2 separate regions of the Homo sapiens genome follow, and region 1 is linked to region 2. A link is a loop called in an ENCODE intact Hi-C map of the cell type or tissue named here. Cell type or tissue: endothelial cell of umbilical vein. All regions are shown on one strand. Each heading gives the region's core, and the rest is flanking DNA. Links, peaks and the distances in the headings are about the cores only.

Evidence for each region. A loop is a pair of places that touch in the nucleus more often than their neighbours do. Peaks named below come from ENCODE experiments on the same cell type or tissue, not always from the same donor. Only the 100,000 strongest peaks of a DNase experiment are listed, where the experiment ranks them.
Region 1: it touches region 2 in a loop (8-fold over the local background); 2 of 110 quality-filtered maps call a loop at or near these places.

What each region holds. Positions count from the first base shown.
Region 1 is chr17:72,901,896-72,912,968 of GRCh38, forward strand. The region is part of intron 5 of SLC39A11 (solute carrier family 39 member 11); the gene reads right to left. Among named protein-coding and RNA genes, the nearest start is that of SLC39A11, 190 kb to the right of the region's middle. In endothelial cell of umbilical vein, for the core only: no CTCF peak of the experiment used is centred there; a DNase peak (open chromatin) is centred at 5,226; H3K27ac peaks cover 1,334 bases.
Region 2 is chr17:72,980,492-72,991,564 of GRCh38, forward strand. The region is part of intron 4 of SLC39A11 (solute carrier family 39 member 11); the gene reads right to left. Among named protein-coding and RNA genes, the nearest start is that of SLC39A11, 110 kb to the right of the region's middle. RefSeq lists a silencer at 5,777-5,826. In endothelial cell of umbilical vein, for the core only: a CTCF peak has its summit at 5,781 (motif pointing right); DNase peaks (open chromatin) are centred at 4,260 and 5,810; H3K27ac peaks cover 754 bases.

The DNA.
Region 1 (11,073 bases), core at 1,518-9,517, 79 kb before region 2:
GAAACAGGGTCTTTGCAGAGGTCATAAAGATAAGGCCATCTTGGATTGGGGTGGGCCTCAAAGCCAGTGATGGTATCCTTATAAGAAGAGGAGAGGCCGGGCACAGTGGCTCACACCTGTAATCCCAGCACTTTGAAAGGCCGAGGCGGGTGGATTACCTGAGGTCGAGAGTTCGAGACCAGCCTGGCCAACATGGTAAAACCCCGTCTCTACTAAAAATACAAAATTAGCCAGGCGTGGTGGCACACGCCTGTAATCCCAGCTACTCCGGAGGCTGAGGCAGGATAATCGCTTAAACCTGGGAGGTGGAGGTTGTGGTGATCCGAGATCATGCCATTGCACTCCAGCCTGGGTAATAAGAGCGAAGCTCTGTCTCCAAAAAAAATAAAAAGGAAAAAAAAAAAAGGAAGAGGAGAGGACACACAGAGGCCAGGCGACATCAAAAGCAGAGACTGGAGTGATGCGGCTACAAGCCAAGGAATGCTAAAAATAGCTGGGGCTACCAGACACTAGGAAGAGGCAAGTAAGGATTCTCTCCTTGAGCCTTCAGAGGGAGCATGGGTGGCCCTACTGACGCCATGATTTCAGACCGATGGTCTCCCTGAGAAAATAAATCTCTACGGTTTTAAGTCTTCCAAGTTTGTAGTAATTTGTTAACAGCAAACTACTCCATAGGAAATGAATGCAGTTGCTAAGCGAAGAATAAATGAATAAACAAATCAACAAAGAGATGGCTGGTCCATACCAGCATGCCAAGAGCAAATATCTATAGATAGAATAACCGGACATACTTTGAAAACCAGCAAGGGAAACAATAGGCTTAACATGCAGCTGGTGGAGGTAAACCAGGTGTACAATTAGCTTAACAACCAGTGGGTACCCCTCTGGTTTCTTCCAGTGGGTACCCCTCTGCCCAGGAGGAACACTCAGTCCCAAGGCCTTTTTCCAGCACCATTACAGAACTATTATAGAGTGGATCTTGCCTTGCAAATAAGGGAAACTCAGAATTATTTTGTTTTTTGTTCTTCTTAGTCAAAGATGATAAATTGTAGTTAGAAAAAAAAGTCATTAAGAAATTCCATTGAAATAGGCCGGGCTCGGCGGCTCATGCCTGTAATCCCAACACTTTGGGAGGCCAAGGTAAGTGGATCACCTGAGGTCAGGAGTTGAGACCAGCCTGACCAAATGATGAAACCCCGTCTCTACCAAAAATACAAAAAATTAGCAGGGCGTGGTGGCAGGAGCCTGTAATCCCAGCTACTTGAGGAACTGAAGCAGGAGAACTATTTGAACCTGGGAGGCAGAGGATGCAGTGATCCAAGATCAGGGCACTGCACTCCAGCCTGGGCAACAGAGCAAGACTCTGTCTCGAAAAGAAAAAAAAAAAAAAAAAAGAAATTCCATCAAAATAAACAAGAAAGGGCCAAAGGAAAAACAAGTTCTTCTTCTTGGATGGATCTTCAACAACAAAAGCCCATTGCAGCCCCTGATGCTGGGTCTCTCTGAGGCACAACTCCATCTATAATACTCGCTAGTTCCTAAGACCCCGATTCAGACATAAGAAAAATAATCAAAGTTGCTCACGCTCTGTAGTGACCTCTTGCAATAGGTCCAGCCACTGTGACTCTCTCAAAGGTTTATTTGCAGCACTGTGACCGTAGAGGCCCCAGCCAGAGCACAGAGGGGCAGCCAAGCCCCCGGGTAATGAGCAGACACAAAGTCTCACAGCCCATGAGCACCAGGTCATTTATCTTCCTAGTTTTGTTCATTAAATTTGAAGGGGGAGGTGGAGAGAGAAGATAATGGAGGAAATCAATGTGAATTTTTCAAAGTAATCGGGCTTGATTGGTCTTTTTATTTGTCTAGGAAGGTCTGTCTGCCTAGAGGACTGGGAGACAAAATATCCTGAGGTCTCAATAACCAGCCTCCTCCCAGAACCGGAAAACTCAACTGCCCTTGCCCTAAAACCATGCCCCACCTCCCTCTCACCCTGCTATATGCATAACAGGAGCAAGTGAGCTCCTGGGCAGGAAAAAAAGTCTGCACCCTCCTGCTAAAACTCTTAATAGTGCTGAAGACGGGAACAGATGCTGGTCACTCACTCCACATGGGCCAGGCACTGTGCTGTATACATGGGAACCCTGAGATGAAAACACAGCTAGGGCCTCCTTCCTCAGTAGTCATTACTGCTAGGGAGGGCAGATGACACAGAAACTGCAGTGACAGAGGACACTCCCTCAAAAGCGGTGAGCCCAAGCCGGGCGCGGTGGCACACACGTGCAGTCCCAGCTACTTGGGAGGCTGAGGAAGGAGGAACATGTGAGTTCGAGAGCCCAGGAGTTCGAGAGCAGCCTGGACAACACAGTGAGACTCTATCTCTAAAAAAACAAAAAGAGGTGAGCCCAGAGTTGGAAGCCTGGGGACGATTTTCCAGTAATAAAGGGGAAGGGCATTTCAGGCAAAGGAACCCAACACGTTCAGTCTCCACTGAATTTTCACCATACAGTGTCCAAAATAAGGAAGAGCGGCCACAGACACTCTTTGGTGGTGACAAAGCAAATCCTATCAGCTTCACTCTGGTCTGCATGGCAAGAGTCTGTCACCTAGACACAGCCACTCTGAGCAGGTGCAGGGCCACTCTGAGGAATGTGGTGAAGGGAGGGCTCGCCTCGCAGCAACAAGGAAGGTCCCAGAGCACCCCAGGCCTTTGCCACTGAAGGAATCCTGAGTTGGCCTGAGGAACCCTCTGGGCTCTAACTGGGCCCCGGTTTGTTTCTTTCCTTCTCAGGTGGCACTGACGGGCCAAGGGATTCAGGATCTCAGAGCGAGAATTACTTCATAGGCATGAAAAGCCTTGTGATATAAGTGATTCTCTCACAAATGTGGTCCCCGAAGGTGGGCAGGAGGGCATGGCTGCATTACAGAACCTTTCCCCCTCCTGGAAAAGCTCACCAGTCCCATCAGCAGGGATTTCTTTACTCAAGAAAAGATAGCACGGCTGGGCACAGTGGCTCACGCCTGTAATCCCAGCACTTTGGGAGGCCGAGGCAGGCGGATCACGAGGTCAGGAGATCGAGACCATCCTGGCGAACATGGTGAAACCCCGTCTCTACTAAATATACAAAACATTAGCCAGGCGAGGTGGCGGGCACCTGTAGTCCCAGCTACTTGGGAGGCTGAGGCAGAAGAATGGCATGAACCCGGGAAGCGGAGCTTGCAGTGAGCTGAGATCGCACCACTGCACTCCAGCCTGGGCAACACAGCGAGACTCCATCTCAAAAAAAAAAAAAAAAAAAAAAAAAAGATAGCACAGGCCATGATTCTCCTGGAGAATGACCAGTATGAAAATAGCAGTGCTTTGTGGCTGGATGGATTCTGTTTCTGTTTCCTATTTTTTTTTTTTTTTAAATAGTGTCTAGGCCAGGCACAGTGGCTCACACCTGTACTCCCAGCAATTTGGGAGGCCAAGGCAGGCGGATCACCTGAAGTCAGGAGTTCCAGACCCGCCTGGCCAACATGGTAAAACCCCATCTCTACTAAATACACAAAAAATTACCCAGGTGTGGTGGCACATGCCTGTAATCACAGCTATTTGGGAGGCTGAGGCAGAAGAACTGCTTGAACCTGGGGGACGGAGGTTGCAGTAAGCCAAGATCTCACCACTGCACTCCAGCCTGGGTGACAGAGCAAGACTCTGTCTCTAAAAAAAAAAAGAAGACAAGGTCTCTCTTGGTCACCCAGGCTGGAGTGCAGTGGCGCAATCTCAGCTCACGGCAGCCTTAACCTCGTGGGCTCTACCCAACATCTACTGTCAACCCTGACCCCTGCAACTGCCACTCCTGGCATGAAGAAGAACTCAACTCTTTTTTTTTTTTTGAGACAGAGTCTCGCTCTGTCGCCCAGGCTAGAGTACAGTGGCGTGATCTCAGCTCACTGCAAGCTCCGCCTCCCGGGTTCACGCCATTCTCCTGCCTCAGCCTCCTGAGTAGCTGGGACTACAGGCGCCCGCCACCACGCCCGGCTAATGTTTTGTATATTTAGTAGAGATGGGGTTTCACTGTGTTAGCCAGGATGGTCTCAGTCTCCTGACCTCCTGATCCGCCTGCCTTGGCCTCCCAAAGTGCTGGGATTACAGGCGTGAGCCACCACACTCGGCCAAAGAGGACCCCAACTCTTGACGCTCTTTTGGGTTCACAACGAGCTAGAGTAGAGCAAAAGGGCCAGAATGAGGAGTCTGGTTAGACAACACCTCAAAAGTTCCTACAAGTCACATGGGAGAGAGGGCAGATCCAAGGAGCTCCACAATGGCAAAGGAAAGCAGATGAGAAACTGGCTGCGGCCAGGTGACCAGACCCCATTCAGGAGTCCACGGGAGAAGAGGAGGAAGTCAGCCAGAGGTCTGAGCCACAAATGGCCAGGAAGCCAGGCCAAGGAGTCTAAAATAGTCAGGATTGAGAGACGTGGGCACCACGGGTGAGAAGGACACCTGTGCCTTTGCAGGCAGTGTTTCCTCCTGGGCTTCCTTCCTACCCAAAACCAGAACGGGGCTTGGCTGGGTCTGTGCACACAGTTGGAAACAGTGGACAAGTGCTGGCACAGAGAGCTGGGGAGGTGGATGCAGGCAACTCCTGACCCAGCACCTGGAATGATGCCTAGGCCAAGGGTATTTCAGCTGGCCTGCCTTGCTGTGAGAGATATACACTGAATCCTCCTGACTCCAACTGATGACAGAAGGCAACTCACCTGAAACAGACCTTGTTTAATGAAACAGGGCTTTAATGGACAAATCAGCATAACATCCACTGGCAGAATTTCCTTAAACAAATCCGATTAAAGGCCCAAAATCAAAATACACTTAGGTTTCAAATGATGCTTTCCCTGGACAGCAAACTTCATAGATCACTATGATGTGTCTTATCTTCCACCTGCTTACACTCACCTGGAAACCTGCCTTGTTAAAGTGTACGAGAACATGGAGACCACCCTTCAAGTCACAAATCCTGCCAGCAGTGCTCCTGGGCCAGCTCTTGCACCGGAGATCAGGGCTGCCTAATCAAAGCATCTGCTCCTTCCTGGAAGGCTCCAACAGCCAATTCCACTAAAGCATAAGGCACTGACCATCCCAGAAGAAGGAAAATGGGCTGATTAAAGTCCCACAATCACCAGAGGAGATAAGTGGGAAGAGAGAGCTGGCATTTAGGAAGCAGTGAGATATTTCCTGTGTTTTCACACAGCGAGTCCCTCCTGCTCATATCTCTTCCTGTCCTGCTGGAGAGCACAAGGAAAACACCATCAGAAATGAATGAGTCACGCGCTGGGTGCGGGGGCTCAGAACTGTAATACCTGCACTTCGGGAGGCCGAGGCGGGCGCATCATTTGAGCTCAGGAGTTCGAGACCAGCCTGGCCAACATGATGAAACCCTGTCTCTACTAAAAATACAAAAATTAGCCAGGCACAGTGGCACGTGCCTATAATCCCAGCTACTCGGGAGGCTGAGGCACAAGAATCACTTGAACCCAGGAGGCGGAGATTGCAGTGAGCCGATATCACACCATGGCACTCCAGTCCACGTGACAGAGTGACGGAGCGAGACTCCAACTCAAACAAACAAACAAAAATAAATGAGTGAATCAGGAAGATGGTATGAGACCTCCTGCCCATGTGGAGCGGGCAGAACTTAAGTGGGAACCTGAAAGATCTTCCTGCCTCACAGAAGTTCTGAAATAGTCATCCTTTCTCGCTTTCCTCCCCAGAAACAACAAACAGAGTCAACTGCTCCTTACTCCAGCCCACCTCCATCCCACTCCACTCAGGTGATCCAGTTCCATTCCCCTTAAATGGGTCCATGCAGAACCTCCTACTGCAGATAAAGCCAACAACCACATGACACATGAAACCCACAGAACTCTGCAGGGAAACAGTCTGCACCCATATCCCACGCCACAGACTGCGGTGCACAGCATGGGGCAGTCACCAAAGCGGGGCGTAGGGGAGAAGTGGAAGGAGGAGACAGGTCGTTCCTGGACGTGGGAAGGGGTAGAGTGTGTTGAGGTGAGCAGGGGCAGGGCACAGAGGAGAGGACAGATACATCACTTATTTACAGCTTGGCTCTTGTCTTCTCATGGGAGCACTCCAAGCCTTCTATGATGTAGGCCTTAGTTCCTCCTTCTCCCTGAATGTCCCTTTATTCTGCATGTGCCACAAGTGAGACATCAGGCTATGTTCTGGCATCCAGGGCCCGTCCCTTCAGTGGCCGTCCTCACTGAAACCCAAGGCTTCTTTAGCCAGCGTCCAGGCCAGGTGCTCTCTGCCTCCTGGGATGTTAACCAGCCAGCCTAATAAATCCACAGGTGTGAATGGGTTGAGGCTGGGGGCCTCCACTTTTTCTCAGATAAAGAATATTTTATCAGTATTCTTTTGGTGGCAGGGAGCAATCCTGGGAGAGAGATTTTGGGGGTAGGTAAAGTCTTACAGCCTCCTTCAAATCGCTGCTGCAACCTGCTAGCCACACACACAGGGCCAGGCTGGCCACTTCGGGGCCAAAACAACACGGCTGCATCTGACCAAGACACTATGTGACTTGCGACAGGACACTACCGTGCCGTCTCTGCCAAGGGCAGGAGAACTGTCCAGAGAGCCCCGGCTTGCCAGGCTGGTTCTCCATGAAAACAGGTCACACAGGCCATCGAGGCGGATGGGTTTCTTTAGGAGGATTCTGAGGAAGCGTCTACAGCCCATGGGGTGACCACCAGTCAGTAAGGGAGGAGACGGGCATGCTGTAGGGGTGATGCTAGGTGCATGCCAAATACCAGAGGGCAAAGGACCCCAGCATGGTGTCATTATATGGGTGAGGCCTTCACCCCAAACTGCCAGGGTGGCAAATCCCAATTGGATGGGTAGAAATTACCTTTAACTGCCCCACGCTGACGCATGACTGTATCTCCCCAGTCAAACAAGGATGCTGGCCAGAGAAGGTTCCAGATCTTATACTATGACCAGGGATGTTTCCACTCCCTCTCCAAGGCACGGGAGCCAAGCCTGGTCATCTCACAGGATATAAAGATTAACCAACAACATCCACATTCAAACGGAACCCCAAAGCTAAACAGAGGTATCTCAAAACCATACCTTTCAGACAACAGAAATAATCTCAGAGAACCGTTTCCTAAGAGCAGGTTGCCTCAGAGTGCATTCTGGAAAAATCTTTTTGTTTTGTTGTTTTTTGGGAGTCAGAGTCTTGTTCTGTCACCGAGGCTGGAGTAAAGTGGGGCAGTTATGGCTCACTGTGGCCTCAACCTCCTGGGCTCAAGCGATCCTCCCACCTTGGCCTCCCAAAGTGTTGAGATTACAGGCGTCAGCCATTGCATCCCACCCATTCTGGAAAATTCTAACTGGTCCAGTAGGTATGAAGAATGCGATTCTGGGGAGAGTCACGTTGCCTGTTAGCAAATTAACCTTAGAGGGGTCTTGCACTTCAGAAACACATTGACTTGAATCCCATTTTCCAAGCTCACTTGACCACTCATTATTAGCACCCATCAGACGGGTCTCCATGCAACACGCTCTGGAGAAAGCAAACTGGAAAATTACGAAGAAAGAACTGGTCCAGGGGTTCTTAAGCTGGGCTTCAGACATTCAGGAACTGTCCAAAATCCTAAGGAAAAAAAAGAACTGTCTATTTGTGTCTTTTTGTTAGGGAAGAGGATCCTCAGCTTCCACAGGTTCCCAACAGGGCTGTATCTGCCAAGGTGAAGAATTGTTGATTTATGCCAAAGTCCTCACTCACCAATCAGGAAACAGAGGCTTGCAGAGCCAGTTTGCTCAACTGTCTTTCTTTCTTTTTTTTCTTTTTTCTTTTTTTTTTTTTGAGACGGAGTCTCGCTCTGTTGCCCAGGCTGGAGTGCAGTGGCGTGATCTCGGCTCACTGCAACCTCCGCTTCCCGCGTTCACGCCATTCTCCTGCTTCAGCCTCCCGAGTAGCTGGGACTCCAGGCGCCCGCCATTACGCCCGGCTACTTTTTTTTTTTGTATTTTTTTAGTAGAGACGGGGTTTCACCGTGTTAGCCAGGATGGTCTCGATCTCCTCACCTCATGATCCACCCACCTCGGCCTCCCAAAGTGTTGGGATTACAGGTGTGAGCCACCGCACCCGGCCTCCTCAACTTTCTATAGCAGTTACAGCAGAAGGTTGGACTGGAACCCAGATCTCCTCAATTCTATCACAACATTTTTAGTCGTAAGTTGTTTGCCAAGGCTGATATTACGAAGAGGGGAGGTGGGAAGGGCTGAAAAACTACCTGTTGGGTACTACGCTCCCTATCTGGGTGGTGGGGTCATTCATACCCCTCAGTGAGTATCACATGATATACTCATATAACAAACATGCATATGTATCTCCTGAATCTAAAATAAAAGTTGAAATTATTTTTTTAAAAAAGTAAAAGAAACCGGGTGCGGTGGCCCGTGCCTGTAATCCCAGCACTTTGGGAGGCTGAGGCAGGCAGATCTCTTGAGGTCAGAAGTTTGAGACCAGCGTGGCCAACGTTGTGAAACCCCATCTCTACTAAAAATACAAAAATTAGCCAGGCGTGGTGGCATGCGCCTATAATCCCAGCTACTCAGGAGGCTGAGGTGCGAGAATCGCTTGAACCTGGGAGATGGAAGTTGCAGTGAGCAGAGATCGTGTCACTGCACCCCATCCTGGGCAACAGAGCAAGACTCCGTCTCAAAAAAAAAAAAAAAAAAAAAGGCTGGGCACAGTGACTCATGGCTGTAATCCCAATACTTTGGGAGGCCAAGGCAGGCAGATCACTTCAGGCCAGGAGTTCAAGACCATCCTGGCCAACATGGTGAAACCTCATCTCTACTAAAAATATAAAAAATAGCCGGGCGTGATGGCAGGCACCTTTAATCCCAGCTACTCAGGAGGCTGAGGCAGGAGAGTCACGTGAACCCAGAAGGCAGAGGTTGCAGTGAGCCAAGATCACACCACTGTACTCCAGCCTGGGCAACAGAGCAAGACTCCACCTCAAAAAAAAAAAAAAAAAAAAAAGAGTGTTCTTTGCATCAGAATAATACCAACCATAGCACCACACTTTGCCCAGAACCTCCGTGGGACTTCTACTCACAACTCAGTATAGGTTCTTTTTTCTTGCTTAATACATATTAAAACCCACTTATAAAACAAGTAACAGAGTAATCACACCTTTATAAATAGACCTTCCCTGTACACATAAAATAAAATAATATCGCTGCCTCCACCATACGGATTTAGAGATGAACCAGTTTTTTAAAACACTCATAGGTGGGAATTGAACAATGAGAACACTTGGACACAGGAAGGGGAACATCACACACCGGGGCCTGTTGTGGGGTGGAGGAAGGGGGGAAGGATAGCATTAGGAGATATACCTAATGTTAAATGACGAGTTAATGGGTGCAGCACACCAACACGGCACATGTATACATATATAACAAACCTGCACGTTGTGCACATGTACCCTAAAACTTAAAGTATAATTTAAAAAAAAAAAACTTTACACAAAAACGTTCTCTTTTTACACATCTCGTGGTCTCCCTCACATCTGCATCTCTGTAGTTTGCTGGGTCCTGTCTGGAGTGCCCTTACCCTCCCGACCTCCCTTTTCCTGTCAGCCTCCTCGTTCTCCTTCCGCTCGCCCAGGCAATCTTCTGTCCTTCCTAGGAGAGGCAGTCTGATTCTGATTCTTCTGTGAAGACCACCCTGAGCACATCAAACAAAACCAAACCCCACCTCAACCATTCTGAGCCCAGGCTGGAGTACAATGGTGTGATCTCAGCTCACTGCAACCTCTGCCTCCCGGGTTCAAGCAATTCTACCACCTCAGCCTCCCGAGTAGCTGGAATTACAGGCACACATCACCATGTCCGGTTAATTTTTGTATTTTTAGTAGAGATGGGGTTTCACCATGTTGGCCAGGCTGGTCTTGAACTTCCAACCTCAGGTGATCTGCCCGCCTTGGCCTCCCGAAGTGCTGGGATTACAGGCGTGAGCCACTGCAGCCTGGCCCAGTTTGGAAATTTCTAACAAGCAGTTGAAAATGCAGGGCTGGTGCTCAAGAAGGCGTTCTGAGCAACGTGATGGGATTTGGGATGCACAGGCACACTCCTGGTGGGCATTGGTGCTGCAGGCATGAAAGATGTTACCCAAGGAGCGTGCCAACACCAAGGAAAAGGAGGAGGTTTGAAGAGAGCCAGACCTGGGTTTAACCTCTGGTTTTTCTAGCTAATAAATGAGCAGCTAAGTAAGCCTCTCTGAGCCCCAATCTCCTCATCTCTAGCCAGTCCAATCCTATGATATGGACCCTGCAGAAGCCTGGAGAGCTGGAACTTCACGATGTCTACAGAGGACCTAGTGCAGTCCCCACCAAGCAGGAGGCATTACAACAGAAGCCACACACAGAAGACCTCAAGGCAACAGGGGAATCTGGAGAAGGTGGTGCCCCAAGTCAGAAGAGAAAGTGGCTGTTAACATTATTTACATTCTTAGGACAATATCTTTTTTTTTTTTTTTTAAGTGATGGGGGTCTTGAGCCGCTACCCAGGCTGGAGTGCAGTGGCATGATCACAGCTTTCTGCAGCCTTGAATTCCTGGGCTCAAGTGATTTTCCCACCTCAGCCTCCCAAAGAGCTGGGAGCCTGCCACCACACCAAGCTCAAGGTCATTAAAGGTGCAAGACAGGATCCTTAATGGTGGCAACTTCAGTAGGCTGACGGAGGAGAACCTGAGGGTACGGGGGTGAGGAGGAAACACCGGACCAGAAGCATCGACCAGAGCAGAGCATCTCACTTGGTCCTGCCTGTGCCAAGGACAAGCTGACATGGAGAAGGCAGAAGATGGAATCAAAATGTCAGCAATTGGCATGATCTTACACCCCAGCCCTACTTGCTCATCTCCTTGCCCAGACCCTGAGCTGCGCCCCCTTCTTTGACCTTCTCCCCATCCCTCTTGCTCCATTGGCAATCGGCTCAAGAGTGCTGACTCGAGAGACAGCTGAACCCCAAGAGCTTTCCCCAGATGTGGTGTCAGGACG
Region 2 (11,073 bases), core at 1,806-9,805:
ATTTGAAACAAAGCTTGTAAAAAAAAATACCTAGACGATGTTCTTGAAATTCGCAAGCTGATGCTAAAGTTCACATGGGAAAATATGCTGTAAGAATAACCAAGAAACTTTTGAAAAGGAACGTAATACAAGTAATACAGAAGACGAATAGATGATAAGACGTGAAGTTGCAGCAACTGAAACAGAATAGTACCTGAAGAGGCAGAGCTGAAAAGATTAAAGCGGCACCATATAATAAAAATAGAATGTGAGGCTGGGCACGGTGGCTCATGCCTGTAATCCCGACACTTTGGGAGGCTGAGGCGGGTGGATCAAAGAGGTCAGGAGTTTGAGACCAGCCTGGCCAAGATGGTGAAACCCCGTCTCTACTAAAAATACAAAAATTAGCCAGGCATGATGGTGGGTGCCTATAATCCCAGCCACTATGGAGGCTGAGGCAGAGAATTACTTGAACCTAGAAGGCAGAGGTTATAGTGAGCTGAGATCATGCCACTGCATTCCAGCCTGGGTGACAGAGGGAGACTCCATCTCAAAAAAAAAAAAAAAATAGAATGTGAGCTACAAATATAACATTAAATTTTCTGGTAGGCACAATCACCAAGGGGAAGGAAACAGGTGAAATTAATTGTAATAACATATTTTATTTTATCCAAATATATCCAAAATAGTTTCACTTCAATAAGGTAAGCAATATAAAAATTGGTAATGAGATATTTTATACATATATATTTTTAGTAAGTCTTCAAAATCCACTGTGTATTTTTTATTTATAGCCCATCTCAATCTGGACTAGTCACACTTCAAGCACTCAATACACACATATGGCTGGCTAAATGGCTAGTTTATTATTCACCTTAGGACTACAAAAATCCAGAAGCAAATACGTAAATACATCTTCTGATTTAGTAAATTTTATAGCTGGCATTTACATTAACGGAGAAAAGATGGATTATTCAACAAATGGTATCAAGACTTCTGAGAGCCATCTGGAAATACATACATTTTAATCTCTATCTCACTTTTTATACCAAAATAGATTATTTTAATCCCTATCTCACTTTGTATACCAAAATAGATTCTGGATGAATTAAATATTTAAATGCAAAAAAAAAAAAAAAGGAAACCAAGTTGTAGAAAAAAAATAGGTATTTTTAATCCTCTTGGAATGAGGAAGACTTTACTAAGTATGAATCAAAAAAGACTAAGTTCAAAGAGGTACAAATTAAATAAAAATCTACATGGTTGGAAGCACCATAAACAGACTCACAAGTGACCAACTGAGAAAAGAATTATAATAATATTGCAGATAATTTTCTGAATACACAAGGAGCTCCAAAATAATGAGTTAGGAAAGACCAACCATGGAACAGAAAAGTAAGAGAAAGACACAGACACTTCACAGAAAGGGAAATACAAACAGCTTTGAAACACGTGGAAAGATGCTAAGCTGACTAATAAGACAAAGCTGTAGGCCGGAGCAGTGGCACACATCTGTAATCCCAGCCACTTGGGAGGCCAAGGCAAGAGGATTGCTTGAGGCCAGGAGTTTGAGACCAGCCTGGGCAGCATGGTGAGACTCCATCTCTAAAATTTTTTTTTTTTTTTAAACAAAGAAGACTCCATGAAATACCATTTTTTACCTATTCCTATTAACAAAAAATCAAAAATTTTACTAAAACCCTATAGGGATGGGGTATGGATAAAGACATTCTCAAACATTGCTGGTAAAAGTATAAATCAGTATAAGCTCAAGGAAGGGCAACTTGAGAATTTCTGTAAAAGGGAAAATTCACAAATATCCACTGTATAATCCCACTTTCAGAAACTTAGTTTTATAGATATGTTCACATGGACTCAAATACAGACGGTAGCTACTTTCTATCTGATGTGGTCCAAACTGGTCATTAATAGGTTAATTTTAAACATGGAAAATGGGAAGAATCTCCCCCCAAAAGTAATTTTAATTTCAAGCAAATAAATGTGCATTCACTTGCAAATCTTATGATGTAAATCAGAGGCCTCTTTCGTCCATATCGGTCAACTGATAAAAGTTCTGTTTCGTCTATTTTGCAAAAACCTTGTTCGTAATACTTCATTTACAATCTTCAGATTTTGTTTCTTTAAAGTGGTGGAAAGACTTAAAGACACCTGGGGAGAAATCTGGAAATAGAATCTCCATTTTTCTAATTCGTTGCCAAGTCTTTTTTTTTTTTAACAGCTGTCTCTACTATGCCTTATTTGACAGAAATTTGGTGATTCAATGTTAGCAAATCTCTTCAAATCTGAACTTTCATTAAAATTACATAACATTTGATGAAATCAAATGATGGCAGCAAGTGCAGCTAAAATAAATAGTTGGATTAATGAACAACTGACTCAGGTTGCACTGACGACAGGGCTGCAAGTGTTTGGAGTATAATGGGCAGCAGAAACACAGAGTGTCTATTATCCATGCATCTCCATCCAGGCAAGGTCAACTCAGAGAACGTCTATTAAATATCCACCAGGATATTCACTGCATCACTGTTCCTAAGAGTAAAGGACATGAAACAATCAAAATGCCCCTCAACAGGGAACTGATTAGATAACTCACAGTACCTTCATTTGATGGAATAGTACCCAGGGTGTTTTTTGTTGTTGTTTTTTGTTTGTTTATTTGTTTTTGTTTTTTTTTTTGAGACCAAGTCTCACTCTGTAGCCCAGGCTGGGGTGCAGTGCCGCGATCTCAGCTCACTGCAGCCTCCACCTCCCAGGTTCAAGCGATTCTCCTGTCTCAGCCTCCTGAGGAGCTGGGATTACAGGCAAGCGCCACCACAACCAGCTAATTTTGTATTTTTAGTAGAGACGAGGTTTCACCATGTTGGCCAGGCTGGTCTCAAGCTCCTGACCTCAAGTGAACCACCTGCCTCGGCCTCCCGAAGTGCTGGGATTACAGGTATGAGCCACTGTGCCCAGCCTGTTGTTGTTGTTGTTTGCTTTTGTTTTTAAATAAAGCAACATATATGGATGTGCTAAGATGGAACTCCTCTGTCCAAGATGTGGTGAAATCAGGCTATGGAACAGACTAATATATCTACACTTACATGCTTAGGGAGACAGAAAGCACCTCTGGAAAAATACAGAAAACAACCTGGTTACAAGTGGTCACCTCTGAGGAAATAAAATAAGTAACCAGAAGACAGAGGTGAGAGAAAGACTTTTCACCACAGATCCCTTTGTACCTTTTGAGTGATGGGCTGTGGGCAATTTTCTCTTTCAAATCAGAGCCAGGCTCTTCACCCAGACTCCATAAAGATGCCCAACGGTGAGAACGAAGTCGGAAGAAAAGAGGGGTTGCTGAGAGCTGGTGAGTTACTAAGGAAAAGGGAACCCTGGGATCTGCCCTCACCATCTGGGCAAGGCTCCAAGGGAAGTGGGGATCTGTGAAATCCCCAGATGGATTTGGGAATCTAAGAGCAGGGGCCCTCTAGACCCCTTTCCTGAGTGCTGTTCAGGGGGGTGGCAAGCTCCAGAGAAGTGCCAGCAGAGGGGTAACCAGGCAGAGAGGACCTGGGTAGCCTCAGGTTTCTCATGGCTCAGAGTGGGGCTGGAATCGTGGAGTGATTCTGGGAGCCTCAGAGCCACATTGAAATAGAGAAACAGGAGGCAGGCCCATCGAATTGCCACTATCAGCAGCAAAAAAACCCAGCTCTTGCCCCTGTTCTTCCCCCATGAAGCAGAACGGCCTTGAAAGCTGCTTGTAGCATTGCATTGCACAGAGCATGGGCAGAACAAACTCAGCCACCCCAGGATGGGCACAGAAGTAGCCATGAGACCTGAAGGGGCTTGGTCAAACCCGGCCCACAGTCTGTTTTTGTAAATAAAGCTTTATTGGAACTCAGACATTTAAAAAAAAAAAAAAAGAAAGAAAAGAAAAAGAAAATTCAAGAAATAAGATTCCTTTCCCTTGGGTGTTGTGGGATACATGTAAAGCCCAGGCACACTGAATCCACAGGCTTCCCAGGAGTTCGAGTTTTATTCAGCAAAGCAGCTGTTCTCAAAGTGGGGTCCCCAAGGCCAGCAGCATCAGCAACACCCAGGAACTTGTTAGCAAGGCAAGTTATCAGGCCCCATTCCAGGCCTCTGGTGGGCCCAGCAACCCGTGTTTCCGCAAGACCTCCAGGGGATTCTCATGCACTCTCAAATGTGAGAATCACCGCAGTGAAGCAACGCCTTTTACAGGGGCTGAGAAAGGTGAAGTCTCACCGCATCTGGTTACCATTCCTGTGTGCCACAAAGTATTTTATCAGGCTCTGAGTCATCTGACATTTCCTTCTGGAAGCAGAATGTTAAATGAATAAGGAGGAAGGCCATTTGTTTATCTGAAACATAACAATATCCCAAATCTATTTCATTTACTTCTAAAGCTAATGATTCTGCAATCCAATAACTCTAGAGAATTGCACACAGCAGCAATAACCCTCTTATGGAATCAATTTTCTCTGGTTAGGAACAAAGAATTCTCCCCTCCAAAAATCCAACCTGCATTGATTAGTTCATCAGAGCACACTAGGAGGCCCAGCCGGGCTAGAGGCAGGGCAAACACAGTAAGTTGTCTGGGGCCACACCTCCCTAGGAATGTGCACACTCCACGTGGCTGACGCCACTCCACAAGGCACCAGGTACAAGGCAATGATCTGCTCATGCTTAAGTGGCCTGGGAGGGACATACAGGGGGGAAAGGACAGAAAGAGCTAGCTGAGTGAGGGCCACGCAGACAGCGCCCACAGAAGGAGGAACATGTCACAGAGTCGCTCTCTGAATTTTTGCCCACAACTTTGCTGACGGGACTAGCCAGCTATATCTGACCCTATCAGGTATTACCCACTTGTGACATTCATTTCCATGCAAACCTTCTTTATTTGCATGGGGCCTGCCTTTTTTTTTTTTTTTTTTTTTTTGAGACAGAGTCTCACTCTCTCACCTAGGCTGGAGTGCAGGGGCGCCATCTCGGCTCACTGCAACCTCCACCTCCCAGGTTCAAGCAATTCTCCTGCCTCAGCCTCCCGAGTAGCTGGGACTACAGGCATGCACCACAACACCGAGCTAATTTTGGTATTTTTAGGAGAGACAGGGTTTCGCCATGTTGGCCAGGCTGGTCTCGAACTCCTGACCTCAGGTGATCCACCCACCTCAAACTCCCAAAGTGCTGGGATTACAGGCATGAGCCACCGCATCTGGCCAGGCCTAACTTTTTATTACTGTCTTTTATTTATTAATCTTCCTGCAATCGATGCCCTATCTCCCTGTGATGGGTTGAACTGCATTCCTGCAAAAGATGTTGTCTATAAATGTGACCTTTTTTGCAAACAGGGTCTTTGTAAATGATCGAGGTAAGATAAGGTCATTAGGGCAGGTCCCAATTCAATATGATTTTTTCCTTATAAAAAGGAGAAATTTGGACACAGAGACAGGCACACAAGGAAAATACTACGGGAAGACTGGAGTTATGCTACTAGAAGCCAAGGAACCACCAAAAGCTAGGAGAGGGGCTTGGAGCTCATCCTTCCCTGGAGCCTTGAGGAGGCACATGGCCCTGCTGACATCTTGAGGTCAGAATCTTAGAACTACTTTCCAGAAAGTTCTAGCCTCTAGAACTGAGACAATAAATGTCTGTTGTTTAAGCTATTCAAATTGTGATATATTGTTCCCACAGCCCTAGGAAACCAGTTCACTCCCCAGTAAGACTCCAGGGTCCCCCAGAAGCCTGACGGCTGTGGAGCTAGCTTTGAAAGCCAGGACACCCTAGTCACAACACAACCACTAGGGGGAGATGTTGAGGTGATGCAAACCACGGCTGGGGAGCTGGACAAACTGGTGGTTGCCAAGCCTGGCCATGCAGACAAAGCCCCGGTGAAGCTTTTTAGAAATACAGACGTCTAAGCTCCACCCAAAGCCTCCTAAATCAGAACATCAGAAAGTCGAGTGTGACGCGCCACCTGCCAGGCACTGGCCCACAGACCCTCCAAGGACCCTTCCAACTGTGAGGTCCCATTACTGCCACACTGCTGCACCCTCCACCCCCAGCTAGCCCGAGGGGGCTCCATGGATCAGGAGCATCAGCCACCTTGACAGCTTGGGAGACACATACAGTCTTGGGCCCCAACCCAGACCTGCCAAATCATCATCTGCATTTTAACAGGCTCCCGGGGTGAACCGTGCACACATTCAGGTGTGAGAAGCACTTGTAGATTGGATATAAGACATAATCACAGGCCGGGCATGGTGGCTCATGCCTGTAATCCAAGCACTTTGGGAGGCTGAGGCAGGCAGATTACTTGAGGTCAGGAGTTCAAGACCAGCCTCGCCAACATGAGGGATGAACTGGTTACTGTCTTCAACTACAATGACTAGTTTTTTATACCAGAAGGGAAAGAATAAAAGCACAGGGTATTGTCCAATAAACCACAAAGCTCTGACATAGTATGGATGTGTGTTCCCTCCAAATCTCATGTTGAAATGTGAGCCCCAGTGCTGGAGGAGGGCCTGGTAGGAGGGGTTTGGGTCACGGGAGCAGATCCCTCATGAATGGTTTGTTGCCCTCCCCACAGTAATGTGCGAGTTCTCACTCTGTTGGTTCAGGAGAGCACTGGTTGTTTGAAAGATCCTGCTAGTTCTTTTGCTCCTTCGCTTGTCACGTCACACATCTGTTCCCCCTTCACCATCTGCCATGATTGGAAGCTTCTTGAGGCCCTCCCCAGAAGCAGATGCTGGCACTATGCTTCTTATACAGTCTGCAGAACTGAGAGCCAAATAAACCTATTGTCTGTAAATTACCCAGCCTCAGGTATTCCTTTATGGCAACACTTAATGGACTAAGACACTCCACAAGGACCTGAAGTTTGTCTCTTATTAGGTAATCACCAAATGTACTTGTGTAAAGTGTATCCAGTTTGAGTGAATGGGGCACTTAGCATACAGTTCCTGGATTTGTGACAGAAATAAGATGGAATGAACAATTAATCCCACAATCTACTAAAGAAATCAGTAAGAGGTACCCTGACACTCCCATGGCAAATTCAGAAATGTTAAAATATGCTCCCCATTCCCCAAAAAGGGGACTGAATGGGCTATTAGGGGAACAGATGGCTTGCACTAGAATTCTTTAGCAATCTCTGGAAAATAAGAAATGTTTTTTTCCTTGCCTAAAGACAAAGTCCTGAATCAGAATACCCCTTCCTCTTCCACACCAAGTCTTTCTCCACTCCAAAACTTCATGACACTTACAGAGAAAGGTGAAGCCCCAACGGTTGTTTTGGGAACAATCTCCCTCATCCACTCACCCATCCAAAAATGACACCACTTAAAAAAACAAACAGCCGGTGGGGGCTACTTCTTCCCATGTTCTCGTCCTGAATCGTAAAAGAGCAAAGCCTACTTTCCATTATTACTCTTGGCATGAATGGTTTAAAAAGAGCATCTATAAACCAGAAAAGAGAGCCACGTAAAAGTCAGCTCTCTTTTTTATTATTTTTGTGAGTACATAGGTGTGTATATTTATGGGGTCCATGAGATGTTTTGACACAGCCATGCAGTGTGAAATAAGCACATCATGGAGAATGCGACATCCATCCCCTCAAGCTTTTACCCTTTGAATTACAAACAATCCAATTACACTCTTTATTTTAAAGTGTACAATTAGGCTGGGCACAGTGGCTCACGCCTGTAATCCCAACACTTTGGGGGGCCAAGGCGGGAAGATCACCTGAGGCCAGGAGTTCAAAACCAGTCCGGCCAACATGGTGAAATCCCGTCTCTGCTAAAAACACACACACACACAAATTGGCCGGGTGCGGTGGTACATGCCTGCAATCCCAGCTACTTTGGAGGCTGAGGCATGAGAATTGCTTGAACCTGAGAGGCAGAGGCTGCAGTCAGACAAGATCACACCACTGCACTCCAGTCTAGGTGACAGAGCGAGAACTTGTCTCAAACAAAACAAAACAAAACAAAACAAATGTACAATTAAGTTATTACTGACTCTAGTCACCCTACTGTGCTATCAAATAGTAGGTCTTACTCATTCTTATTCCACTTTTTTTTTTACTTTTTCATGTTGCAAATCTGAAACTCGGTACCTTTTAAACAACAACTCCCCTTTTCTCAGTGCCCCTAGCCCTTGGCAACCGCAGTTCTACTTTCTGTTTCTATGAATTGTGTTACTTACTTATTTATTTATTTATTTATTTTTATTTTTGAGATGGAGTCTCACTCTGTTGCCCAGTCTGGAGTGCAGCGGCATGATCTCGGATCACTGCAACCTCCGCCTCCCAGGTTCAAGTGATCCTCCCACCTCAGCCTACTGAGTAGCTGGGATTACAGGCGTGAGCCACCACGCCCAGCTAATTTTTGTATTTTTAGTAGAGACAGGTTTGCTCTTTTTAAGATTACAATATGCAGGCAGAGCATGGTGGCTCACGCCTGTCATCCGAGCACTTTGGGAAGCCGAGGAGGGCACATCACTTGAGGTCAGGAGTTCGAGACCAGCCTGGCCACCACGATAAGACCTCATCTTCATCTCTACTAAAAAGATGAGGAAGTTCTAGAAATCTGCTTCACAACAATGTGAACGTATTTATTAACACTACTGAACTGTGCACGTAAAAATGGTTATGCTGGTCAGTTTTCTACTACGTGTCTTTCACCACAATAAAAAGAAAGATAAAAATAAAACAACAACAACAAAGAAAACAATTGTCCATCCTTACTCAATGCCAGAGGCTGCAGTCCCACAGCACAGCCAGATCTTGGCTGTATTTCACAGAGTTCTCCTGACTCTAGAATCATCCTTCCTTTAATTGTTTGATCCTTTTATTTGCAATGAAATGATTTTACCAAGATAACAGTACAAGTTTCTCTTACATTTCTTGGAGCTACTATCATCCCTTATAACATAACAGCGAGGGTATAAATATTCCATTACGTCAAATCATTTTGTTTATACTATCCCAGGATATGTCTTAAAGACATAGATTACCTTTAAATGATCTAGTCTTGTATCTGTTTTTGCCTTCTAATAGAATTTTTAAAGGGCATCTACCGTTCCAAGAAATTATCATTGTATTTGGGAAGTATGTTCATTTATAATGACAATTCTGTCATGCACCCTCACCTTCCATAGTTTATCAAGCTGGCTTTGAGTGAAGACTGTTTTTCTTATTCCACTGTTTCAAGATGTGGATTTTTGCATTTGTTAAGAGAAGGTGATAAACTCTCATCTTGAAAATGAAACAGATCATTACGTAAAGTCTCCACCAGTATTTGAGCCCTGGTATACCACTCTTCCAGTGATGGGCTTCACATACAGAAATTACGAAACTTATTTAGGGACATAACTGTCACCTAGGATAAAATGACTGCTCTCGTTAGAGGCTCTTCAGTAAATTTCTTTTGTCTTCATTATTTCAGTAATTTATTCTTTCGATGAGACGTCATCCTAAACTACACAGCCTAAAAATGGATAATGCTGCACGTAGTATCAGACTATTTGCAGATGATGCTGTAAGTGACTTACCCATCTTAGTACATGAAAGGCATAACATCAAAAATATTCCATCTCAAAAGCAAGCATTAGGCTGCAAAATTAATTAAACAAAAATTGGTGACATGCACTACCCTTAGGTCCTGCTTGGTCTTACAGTTAGAATGCTGACATTCAAACCGATGCAGAGCCTTGATGGCTGCTACAAATAAATTATTCCAACCAGTTACAAACCCTAAGACTGCCGGGTTCAGACAGCTTGATCCTAGTCACTACAAAATGACCAAGAAAGAAGAAAATAAATGAATAAATACAAAATGACCAAGAAGGAAAAAACCCCCAGGAAGGGTTCAAGTATAATAGTGTGATATATTAAAGAAACACATTTCCTTTTCCTATCAGGATTTTTTTTCTCTCTCTTTTTCAAGATGGAGTCTCCCTCTGTTGCCCAGGCTGGAGTGTAGTGGCGTGATCTCGACTCACTGAAACCTTGGCTTCCCAGGTTCAAGCGATTCTCCTGCCTCAGCCCTCAGCCTCGCGAGGAGCTGGAGCTACAGGTGCACGCCACCAGGTCCAGCTAATTTTTTTTGTATTTTTAGTAGAGACAGGGTTTCACCATGTTGGCCAGGCTGGTCTCAAACTCCTGACCTCAAGTGATTCACCTACCTCGGCCTCCCAAAGTGCTGGGATTACAGGCGTGAAGAACCGTGCCTGTCCCATATCAGGATTTTCTAATAATTCTCCCCGACCAACACACACACATCTACACTAAAATCTTACAGTGTATATATATATAACCTAGAGACTAAAGTTTAGGCTGCTTAAGTTAATGACTGTCAAGACCAGGGACCATTACTGTTATACAAAGTACGGAAGAAATATTTTGGTGACTATTACATGAGACAAAGTCTGCTGATCTACTGTCAAATACAATTCGTTTTTCCTTTACTTTGAGGTCATTTAGTCAATAGTTTTTAAGACTCCTTCTTAAGGCAATCTTTCAGAAATGTAGAAGAGTACAGAGAATAACAAGATGTAAGTCCACGTACCAACGATCTAGATTTAATAAAGGTTAACCTGTTACCATATTTGATTCAGATTTTTTAAGTAAACTATTACAGAAAGAATTGCAGCTCTTCTCTCTCCGCACCAATTAGAGGTACTCAATATCTGAAAAATTCCATGGGTATGCTTTATAACGCTATTTTTACACTTTTAATACCATGCTAATATATTTTTATATGTCTACAAAAAATTCACACTATTATTTTATACAATTTCAAACTTTAGTTAAATAGTATTTTACTGTATGTAGCATTCGGCAACTTTTGTTATTTTTATTTATTTTTTAATTTTTTTTTTTTTGAGATGGAGCCTTGCTCTGTCACCCAGACTGGGGTGCAGTGGCGTGATCTCGGCTCACCACAACCTCCACCTCCCGGGTTGAAGCAATTCTCCTGCCTCAGCCTCTCAAATAGCTGGGATTACAGGCCCACGCCACCACACCCGGCTAATTTTTGTATTTTTATTAGAGATGGGGGTTTCACCATGTTG